Linked DNA regions of Homo sapiens: region 2 is linked to region 1. A link is a loop called in an ENCODE intact Hi-C map of the cell type or tissue named here. Cell type or tissue: HCT116. All regions are shown on one strand.

Region 1 (5,000 bases):
CCATGGCATCCTAGACAGATTGCATCTTTTTTTTTTTTTTTTGAGACAGGGTCTCCTGCTCTGTAACCCAGGCTGAAGTGCAGTGGCATGAACACAGCTCACTGCACTGTCAACCTCAGGGATTCAAGTGATTCTCCCACCTCAGCCTCCCAAGTAGCTGGGAACACAGGTGTGCACCACCACTTCTGGCTAATTTTTGTATTTTTTGTAGAGACGGGATTTCGCCATGTTGTCCAGCCTGGTCTTGGACTCCTGAACTCAAGCAACACTCTTGCCTTGGCCTCCCAAAATGCTGGGATTACAGACATGAGCCACTGCCCCTGGCCAAAATTGCATCACTTTCTATTCATTTTTGGTTATTAAAAAACCAACTAAAACTTCAATTTCAAACTCCATTTAAATTCCATCTCCTCCCACTCCAAAGAACGCTTGAGTCAGGACCCCGGCTGTTTGAAGTAAGATGGGTGAGGGGGAGTGCGGGCTCTGAGATACCCCTCCTCCTCCCTCTCCTATGCCCTGCTCGAGTATTTTAGTCAGGAAGAGTGGGAAGGAAAGGGACAGGGTCTTTCCACCCAACAGGATCAGCTGTGGCCCTCACTCTGCCCGCCGCTCTGCTTCTCCAGAAAACCCTGAGTGTGAGTGCCGGCCTCTCAAGTCCACCTTTTGGAGCACATGTGAGAGCCAGTCAGAGGGCCCTGGGGGTGTCTTCCCACTGCACACCCCCATATGGAAGACTGAGCTATGGCTGGGTCTTTCCCATCCACTCCCTCAAGTATCCCCAGTAATACACTCCAAGTCATGGTGCATAGCCCTGGGAAGGGAGGATGTTGTTACAGCAAGTTGGCTCGAAGGCACCTGCCTTCCATATGTCCTCTTGCCCTAAGGAATTTCTTGCACCCTGGCCATGCCACATAATGGACAGGCAAGCTGACTGTTCCACTGTAGCCTCTTCTCTCTGATCACCCATCTCTCCTAGCTTGCATCTCCTCTGCTCTAGTAGAATGAATAGCCTAGCAAATCTTATGCCTAAGTAGAGGTCACGATGGGGACAGTCTCTTTCTTCACTTGGAAATGGGAGTGGGAAGCAGCCCCTTAGTGATGGCAGGGGGGAAATCACTCCACCCTACTTACTCCCCAAGGACAGGGTGTTAAGGGACAGAGGAGGTGGGTGGGGACTGGTGTATAGTTCTTTAGCCCCTTAGGAATACTCTGGAGAAAGCACCAGACCCCAGTTACTGTTTTTAGCTCTGGGCTCTGTGTCAAATACAGGGCAACAGAAAAAGGCCCCTCTGCCATCCTGTTATTCTCATAACTTAATTTCCCTTATCATGGTGGAATTCCCTTCTTCCTAATCCTCTGAAAGCAGATAGACTCTCATTTTCCGTGATAGATGAAATGAGTTCTGACCAGCAATCACTGAAATATGCCACAGGAAATTTCAAGTTTCTTTCTAAAGATCCTATGATTCAATAAAAACATCAAAAGAAACAGCAAGTCCCATTTATGAATTTAGCTAGATGATTAAAACTAATTCATTATCCTTGTTTCTGAGTGAATCAAATTTTTTTCAACAAGTTGATCTCTTATTAACCAAATACTTATTTTCTACAAGTTAGCAACAACTGAATCATTCATTTTCCCTTCTACTCCATCTTCTGTTCAACTCTAAATTATTTTGATCAATATCTTTATTGCAAAAATGGTTTCTGCCAATGAATTTTGCTACTATCTATGCTATTTGTAATTTTAGATGCATTTAATCTGAGTGGAATTTGGATTTCACAGTTGTGGCAATATGCAAAGCTCTAGTGATAGTCAGGAATCTTTGCCCTGAAAGGATTTAGGGTGTGTGTATTTAGATAGTTTACATCTTTAAAAAACAAAACAAAACAATTTAGAACCTTTGCGGAAGCATCAATTTAATAGTAAAATGCTGCCTCCTTCTGGATAAATTGTATGAAGCATGATAAGCTTGTTAAACTGCTGTAAAGGTATATCATCTTATGAAAAGAAATCCTTAATAAATTTCTTAAATTAAAAACTAATAAAACTAGAAATCTAGAGTAAGCCTTGAAAGATTACCTAGATTCTGTCTTTTAGTCAGTAAAACATTTAAATTATTTATGTTATATAGATGATTTGATTATCTGTCCTATTGAAGATCTTTTAATAGTAACTGAGAAAGTACAGAATAGATGACAAAACTGAAATTAAAGGTCCATCTCTACAAAAAATTTAAAAAATTAGTAGGGCACGGTAGCATGCACGTGTAGTCCTGGCTACTGAGGAGACTACGTGGAGGCTGAGGTGGGAGGATCATTTGAGCCCAGGAGTTGAAGGTTACAACTCTATGATCACACCACTGCATTCCACCCTGGGCAACTGAGTGAAACTCAGTCTCTATTTTTAAAAAAATAGAATTAGCATAATTTTCATGTTCACATCTTGAAATGTTTAAATACTCAATTGTCATTGTCATTTATACATATGCACATATTAATACTATATACCTAGAAAAATGAGTGTGTATATGTGTGTTTAGCATATTCAATGAAATGCCTAGGTTCTAGTCTTACTTCTATAGCCATATATCATGTGAATTTGGGCAAACCACGTAATCTCTTTCATCCTAGTTTTCTTATCTGTAAATTGAGGATAATAAACCCATGGTTATTGACTTTGAAAACTGTATGTGAGGCTCACTAAAATTAATAAAGCAGGCAGGGTGCAGTGGCTGATGCCTATAATCCCAGCACTTTGGGAGGGCAAGGTGGGAGGATCACTTGAGACCAGGACTTCGAGACCAGCCTAGGCAACATGGCAAGACCCCTCTACAAAAATTTTTTTTAAAAAAACTAGACAGGTGTGGTGGCACATGCCTGCAGTCCCAGCTACTTGGGAGGCTGAGGTGGGAGGATCGCTTGAGTCTGGGACGTCAAGGCTGCAGTGAGCCATGATTGCCCCACTGCACTCCAGCGTGGGCAACAGAGTGAAACTCTGTCTCAAAATAAATAAATAAATACAATACAATAATGCAATACAATACAATCAACAAATCCCTATGTGAGGTAGTAACCTAATTTCTTATCCTTAAGGCTTTATATGATCACATGTCCAAAGTGAAAGAATAGAACCATATCTGTGACCAGTAAGAAGAAAAATGCTTAATGGTGTCTTATTTATTGAATGACCACAGCTAGTTTGGTTGCACTCAAATCAATCAACTCTATGATCTAAACAGAGAGAGAAAGACGTTACAAATAACCCCAGACCACAATTATACAAAAGCAAAATCCACTCTCAATTCTCCAGAGATGATTTACCCCCACAGAGCCAAAAGAGCAGGTAGGTCTAACCAAAGCTGTTCTTGCCAGGGACCCAGAGAGAGCCTTGTTTGCACAGCCTCATCCTTGAGCCAACATTCCCAGACTCTTCCTAGAGCATTGCCTAGATCTAGACTCTGCCTAGATCATAGGATGATCAAGTGCTGACTGTGTCCTTGTTATATTAAAGGGTCTTTCATGATTCTCTGAGGATCCTTCCACCAAAGCACTACCCAAAATCCAAACCAGCTAAAAGACCAAAGGATACTCCAAATGCTCCAATTCCTATTCGGCCTCTCTCTAGTGGGCATGAAATTTAACCACTCTGTGCCCCAATTTGCCTATAAAATGGGTGCAACCACAATACCTACCTCATTAGGTTATTGTGAAGATCAAATGAATTAATACAAGCAGAGCATGCAGAACAGTACCTGGCATATAAGCATTTAATCTATGTTGGCTGCTGCTCTCAAGGCCACTATTATTATAATCATACTAATGTGCTTGTGCATGGCACTTACTTATGGACAAATGATATGTCTCTCTCACAGCTACTTCATTTGCTAAGACTGAAGCCTGATCCTTTAAATCCTCTGTCTATCAATGATTAAAATACGGTCCTATATTAGCTTCCTAACATTACATATATGCTTTAATTTTTCAATGGCAAAATAGTAAATTATAACTATGGGTGCTATTTGGGTTTTTTGTTTGGTTGGTTGGTTGGTTGGTTTTGAGACAAGGTCTCGCTCTGTCACCCAGGTTGGAGTGCCGTGGTGCAATGTCGGCTCACTGCAAACTCTGCCTCCTGGCTTTAAGTGATTCTCCCACCTCAACCTCCCCGAGGAGCTGGGACTACAGGCATGCACCACCATGCCTGGTAATTTTTTGTATTTTTAGTAGATATGGGATTTCACCATGTTGGTTAGGATGGTCTTGAGCTCCTGGCTTCAAGTGATCCACCTGCCTCGGCCTCCCAAAGTACTGGGATTACAGGTGTGAGCCACTGTGCCCAGCTTACGGGTACTATTTGATGGCATACTAGTCAAACCAAGCAACAACTCTGTTTTATAGCCATATAAGCAGATGACCCTGGAATAAAAGCTGGGACTTACGCACATTTCAAGCTGTTAAACATTTTTTATCATATTCCAATTTCGTTTCACTCTGAAAGCAGAAGTGGCTATCATATGATTGACTCAAAACTATTTGGTATATCACCCTAAGATAAATACCAGAAGGCACCAAAACTGTTTTGAATGAGGACTAAAGATGACATTTGGCCACTAGATGGCATTTAAATTATGTAGCAGGCTTTAGCTCACACTTCAGCTATTTAAAAGCTTAATTGGTTTGCATTTAGCCCAAGCACTGGCGATTCATGTATTTTCATGCTGTGGGAATTCTCGGAAGTTGGCTGAATTGAGACTTAGGAATATCCACAGCAGGTTTTACAGTGACAGACATAAAATCCTTTTGGAGTTATGAAATGAGATTAGCAATTTTAAATTCTTGCCTGAAATCTTCAGATCAGTTTTTTTCTTTTTGGAAGTAAATTATTGAGGGTAATATTGAGAGACTGGATAACTTACATCTTTTCAATCCATTTCTGTGCAACATGAAGTCTTAATAAGCACAGAGCAGCATAATTCATGGGCAGCTTGTCTCAGTTGGCCA
Region 2 (5,000 bases), 1.2 Mb after region 1:
TCCTTTCCAGGGACATGGATGAAGCTGGAAGCCATCATTCTCAGCAAACTAACACAAGAACAGAAAACCAAACATGGCACGATCTCATTCATAAATGGGAGTTGAACAATGAGAACACATGGACACATGGAGTGGAACTCCAGGGCCCATTGGGGATTGAACGGATAGGTAAGGGATAGCATTATAGAAATACCTAATGTAGATGATGGGTTGATGGGTGCAGCAAACCACCATGGCACGTGTATACCTATGTAACAAACCTGCACGTTCTGCACATGTATCCCAGAACTTAAAGTATAAAAAGAGAAAATACAAGCAAATTTAAAACTATTTGCTGATAATTATGTCATTAACATCCTTGAAGTCAGTGAAATTTTTCTTTTACAATCATTTTGGATTGGTCACTTATCAACAGAAATAAACATCAGAATAAAATTATAACAAATAATCAATTTATTATTTCATTTAATATTCTCCATTTTCTTTTCTTTTCTTTTTTTTTTTTTTTTTTTTTGAGATGGAGTCTTCAATTGTCACCCAGGCTGGAGTGCAGTGGCGCGATCTCAGCTCACTGCAAGCTCCACCTCCCAGGTTCACGCCATTCTCCTGCCTCAGCCTCCCGAGTAGCTGGGACTACAGGCGCGTGCCACCATGCCTGGCTAATTTTTTGTATTTTTAGTAGAGATGGGGTTTTACCATGTTGGCCAGGCTGGTCTTGAACCCCTGACCTCATGATCCGCCCACCTTGGCCTCCCGAAGTGTTGGGATTACAGGCGTGAGCCACCGCACTTGGCCCATTTTCTCTTTTTATGTATGTAATCTTAAGTACAGGTATTAGGCAGGAATGACTGAATTTTTTTTTTTTTTTTTTTTTTTTGAGAGGAAGTCTCACTCTGTCACCCAGGCTGGAGTGCAGTGGCGCGATTTTGGCTTGCTACAGCCTCTGCTTCCTGGGTTCAAGCAATTCTCCCACCTCAACCTCCCAACTAGCAGGGACTACAGGCGCCTGCCACCACACTCAGCTAATTTTTGTATTTTTAGTAGAGACAGGCTTTCGCCATGTTGGCCAGGGTGGCCTCAACTCCTGACCTCAAGACATCTGCCCACCTCAGCCTTCCAAAGTGCTGGGATTACAGGCGTGAGCCACTGCGCCCGGTGAGGAATGACTGAATTTTAACAAATGTTATTCTGAGCTGGCAGGAAAAAGTGTTGAAAACTTTGAAATGGGCAAATAAGATTACTGGGTGTCTTGTCCAGTGGTGCATCTTGCAACCAGACAACTCTGTAAACATAGGTCACTGCCAGCAATGCAAATGACTCCTGTTCACAGACTGCAAATGAATTTTGCCAGGGAGAAGTGCAAAATGACATCCATTTTTTTCCAAGAAGCCAGTTTTGCATTTATTAAGCAAATTCATTTCAGCATTCCTCATTGCCAATATATGGGTCTGATCTTTGAATTCTCCTGGATTGTTTGTACATATTACTGGTTCCCATTAATTAACGAATTAAATAAAATTCATTTACATTTTTCATTTTACACTTGTATTAGAATCATAATTTTATCATAATCATAATCATAATTCTCCTCAAAACTGTCTTTTCAACAGATCCAAGACACCTACACCACCCCCTTCATAAGGGGGAATTTTGAATTTCCCTTCAAAAAAAACAGATTAATTAGAAAATCATCCTTCAGAGAACATCACCAAAAAAAAATCACATGATCCTCCACCACCACCACTATTAAATTGTTTCTTTTTTGTTTTTAATGTACTAATTTAATTATAAATAAATTAGCCCATAAAGTTTAAACAATGTATAAGTATATAAAGCAGAGTGATGACGCCTCCCTAAACACTTTGGTATCACTTCCCAAAAGTAACCAATGTTAAAGATTAAAATGAACATTACATATATAGGTAAAAACTATAAGTAAGGAATCACAGGAAGGTAATATGGAGGTAAAATTAAAACTTTGGCATTGAGGTGGGAGTCTAGTTGTTACATTTGAAGTCAGAAAACAAAAATTCTATTCACCTTTTATGGCCTCCTTACGTGTACCCATGTGTTCCTTAGAAGTGCCTGTGGCCTCCTTATTCATACCTGTGTGCTCCTTGTACATACTCGTGGGCTCCTTATATGTATCTGTGTGGTTCTCATAAGAACCTATGTGCTCCTTATGCGTACCTGTGTAAAAACACACCTGCAGGAGGAGCTACACTCAGCCTCTTCAGGGCCATCTCCCATGCACCTTCTCTGGTATGCTTCACTCCTTGAGCATTTACCGTTACTCGTTTACCATTTTGCTCTTGTAACTTAATTCTTATCCTTTACTAATCTCCAAAGCCCAGGTGGAGACCCTCTATCTTAGTGCTCAGGCTTGGCCCCCTTCTAGAATATGACTTCTTTCTTTGCCTTCCAGAAAAGGGGATAAAGCAAATATTCATACCTGAAACCAGGCAAGAAAATGAAAAGCAGACCTGCTGGCAACTAGGCCATAATATTTCCAATTGCATATAAACCACAATCACAGAATAGAAACAATGTCTAAACAAGTCCATTCCAAGCCCGTATTTGGAATGAGACACAGATAAGGCCACTCTGAAATCACAAAAATAGTAAAACAGCCCCCTCTTCTGTCTAACATGAGTGACTGCTTCTCCTTTACCTCACCAAGGAAAACCACTGTCGTCCTTCTATCTTATAGATAAAAATCATTACGATATTCAGTCACAAAATTGCTCCTGCTTCCTGAAACATCCAATTCAGAATTGCTCCCCACCTCCTCAATCCTCCCTTGAATCATCCAGCACACACTCACATACTATGACAAGCTTCTTCCAACTCCTCATCATTTATTTAAGGTGCTTTCAGTCTTGCAACAGCAAGAAAAATAAGTATAATTTCTTCGTACTACAATAAATGTGTTCCTGATGGTCCTTCATTGGTGGGCTTTAATGTATAAATACTTATTTACTTTAAGGGAATATTAAATTTGATTCTGGTCTTCTAGTAATGCTTAAAAATGCTTCCCTCTGCATGTTCTGTGTCCTTCCATGTCTAATAAAGAGTCATATTGCAATGCACTTTCATATGCATTTTCTCACTTTAATTTAGCATCAAACATCTAAAGCAGGTAAAATTAATGTTTTTGTGCTCAACATTCTTTAAGGTTGAGATTTGCCTGAGTTCATTCAGAAAGTTGTGAGCAACGCCATGTAGAGTTCTGAATTCTCTACCCCTGAGAACAATCTAACACAGGGAAAGTGATCAATGAAAAGGCCAAAAGTTTACATTTATCTCCTCAAAAAATACACTGAGTGATGCAGGAGCTCCCAGAGGGGCAGCTCGATTGGAATGCACATGGGTTCAGGAATAGTGGCCACTGACACCTGAGCAACGGGCAGTTCCACATTAAGTGGAAGGCTAGTCAAATAACTTACTCCTTTTTCTTTCTCCTAGGTTCATACATACATCATCTCATTTTTAATGAGATGATGAATGAGATGTATGTACATTTAATGAGATGTATGTATGAACCTAGGAGAAAGTGTAATCCCAGCTCTTTGGGAGGCCGAGGCAGGAGGATCAGTTGAGCCCAGGAGTTCAAGACTATAGAGAAAATCAGAACTCATGACAGAACAAGTTCCAACAATGCTATTAATTAATTTAATTGCTTCTCCAAGAAGACGAGGGATCAGACATCTCCAATCCCTGACTCCTTTAACACTCCATCAGTCCCCCTCTTTAGCTAGCACCACACCAGGATTCACCTTATTCCCAGCCCTTAACCCTCCAACCTCCACATCCCTCCCCCAATTTCACAAATGGAATAAAGCTCATGAGGCTTCAGAATAGCACAACGGCCCCTAGAAACTAATTAACCTAACAACCTGCAGCTACACTACCCCATGTATGAGACCAGAAACTTTGTGAGATGTAAAGTCAACAGACACCCCAGTTGGTCATTCAGACTTCCTCCAAAACATTGCTAAGCTCACTGCCTAAGAATAAGCTTTCAGATTCCAGCTTCAGACACAAGCTGCATCCAAAGCTGTCTCCTTCGCCCAAGATATCCGAGGCACTGGCATGGCACTGGGGTTCGCCTTTCTAGTAAATCCCCCCCGGGGAGGTCTCAAGTGGCCTTTTTTACACTGCTTTCCATTTAATAACAGTTTCAATCATCAGAGTTTTTTTTGTTTTGTTTTGCTTTGTTTTTGAGACGGAGTGTCGCTCTGTCACCCAGGCTGGAGTGCAGTGGCACAATCTCGGCTCACTGCAAGCTCCGCCTTCCGGGTTCATGCCATTCTCTTGCCTCAGCCTCCCTAGCAGCTGGGACTACAGGCGCCCGCCACCACGCCCGGCTAATTTTTTGTATTTTTAGTAGAGACGGGATTTCACCATGTTAGCCAGGATGGTCTCGATCTCCTGACCTCGTGATCCACCCGCCTCAGCCTCCCAAAGTGCTGGGATTACAGGCGTGAGCCACCACGCTCGGCTCCCCAGAGATGTTTTAATAGCAGTTAACATGCGAAGGAAAAGGTCTTAATCCTTGATAGCAGAAGATTCCATGTCTCCTATGCAAATGTCACCATCATTATCCCAGCAAATTTTGAACACCTTGTTCCAAAGGATATGTATTAGAACCTAAGTCTCACTAGCTGCAAAGCCCTTACTTTTTCCACTCGCTGGCATAAAACCAATGAAAATTTGAAATACTTCAAAAAAAGACCACTGCTAGAGACTATACCCGCATTGACCAAGAACTATCAAATGACACGTTCACGCTCTCCTGCCATGACCTGCACCTTAAATAGCATGAAGACATTTATACAATTGCAAATACAAGGGAGGGTTTCAATTCTTTTAATATATAATATGGAAAGGAAATTGCTTTTCAGTGCATACACATTAACAGAATATCTTCAAGCATATTTCTATTTAGATTGTTATTTGCAAACATTGGAAATAACACATTCTATGAGCTGTCACCAGAT

The links. A loop is a pair of places that touch in the nucleus more often than their neighbours do. Peaks named below come from ENCODE experiments on the same cell type or tissue, not always from the same donor. Only the 100,000 strongest peaks of a DNase experiment are listed, where the experiment ranks them.
Region 2: a loop joins it to region 1, with 5 times the contacts of the local background. A loop is called at or near these places in 7 of 110 quality-filtered maps.

The regions. Positions count from the first base shown.
Region 1 is chr3:157,201,468-157,206,467 of GRCh38, reverse strand. The region is part of intron 2 of LOC101928236 (a long non-coding RNA gene); the gene reads right to left. Among named protein-coding and RNA genes, the nearest start is that of CCNL1, 44 kb to the right of the region's middle. RefSeq lists a silencer at 4,517-4,566. In HCT116, CTCF peaks have their summits at 1,903 (motif pointing left) and 4,581 (motif pointing right); DNase peaks (open chromatin) are centred at 1,941 and 4,637.
Region 2 is chr3:155,993,381-155,998,380 of GRCh38, reverse strand. No RefSeq gene overlaps it. Among named protein-coding and RNA genes, the nearest start is that of KCNAB1, 120 kb to the left of the region's middle. In HCT116, a CTCF peak has its summit at 2,638 (motif pointing left); DNase peaks (open chromatin) are centred at 2,170 and 2,610.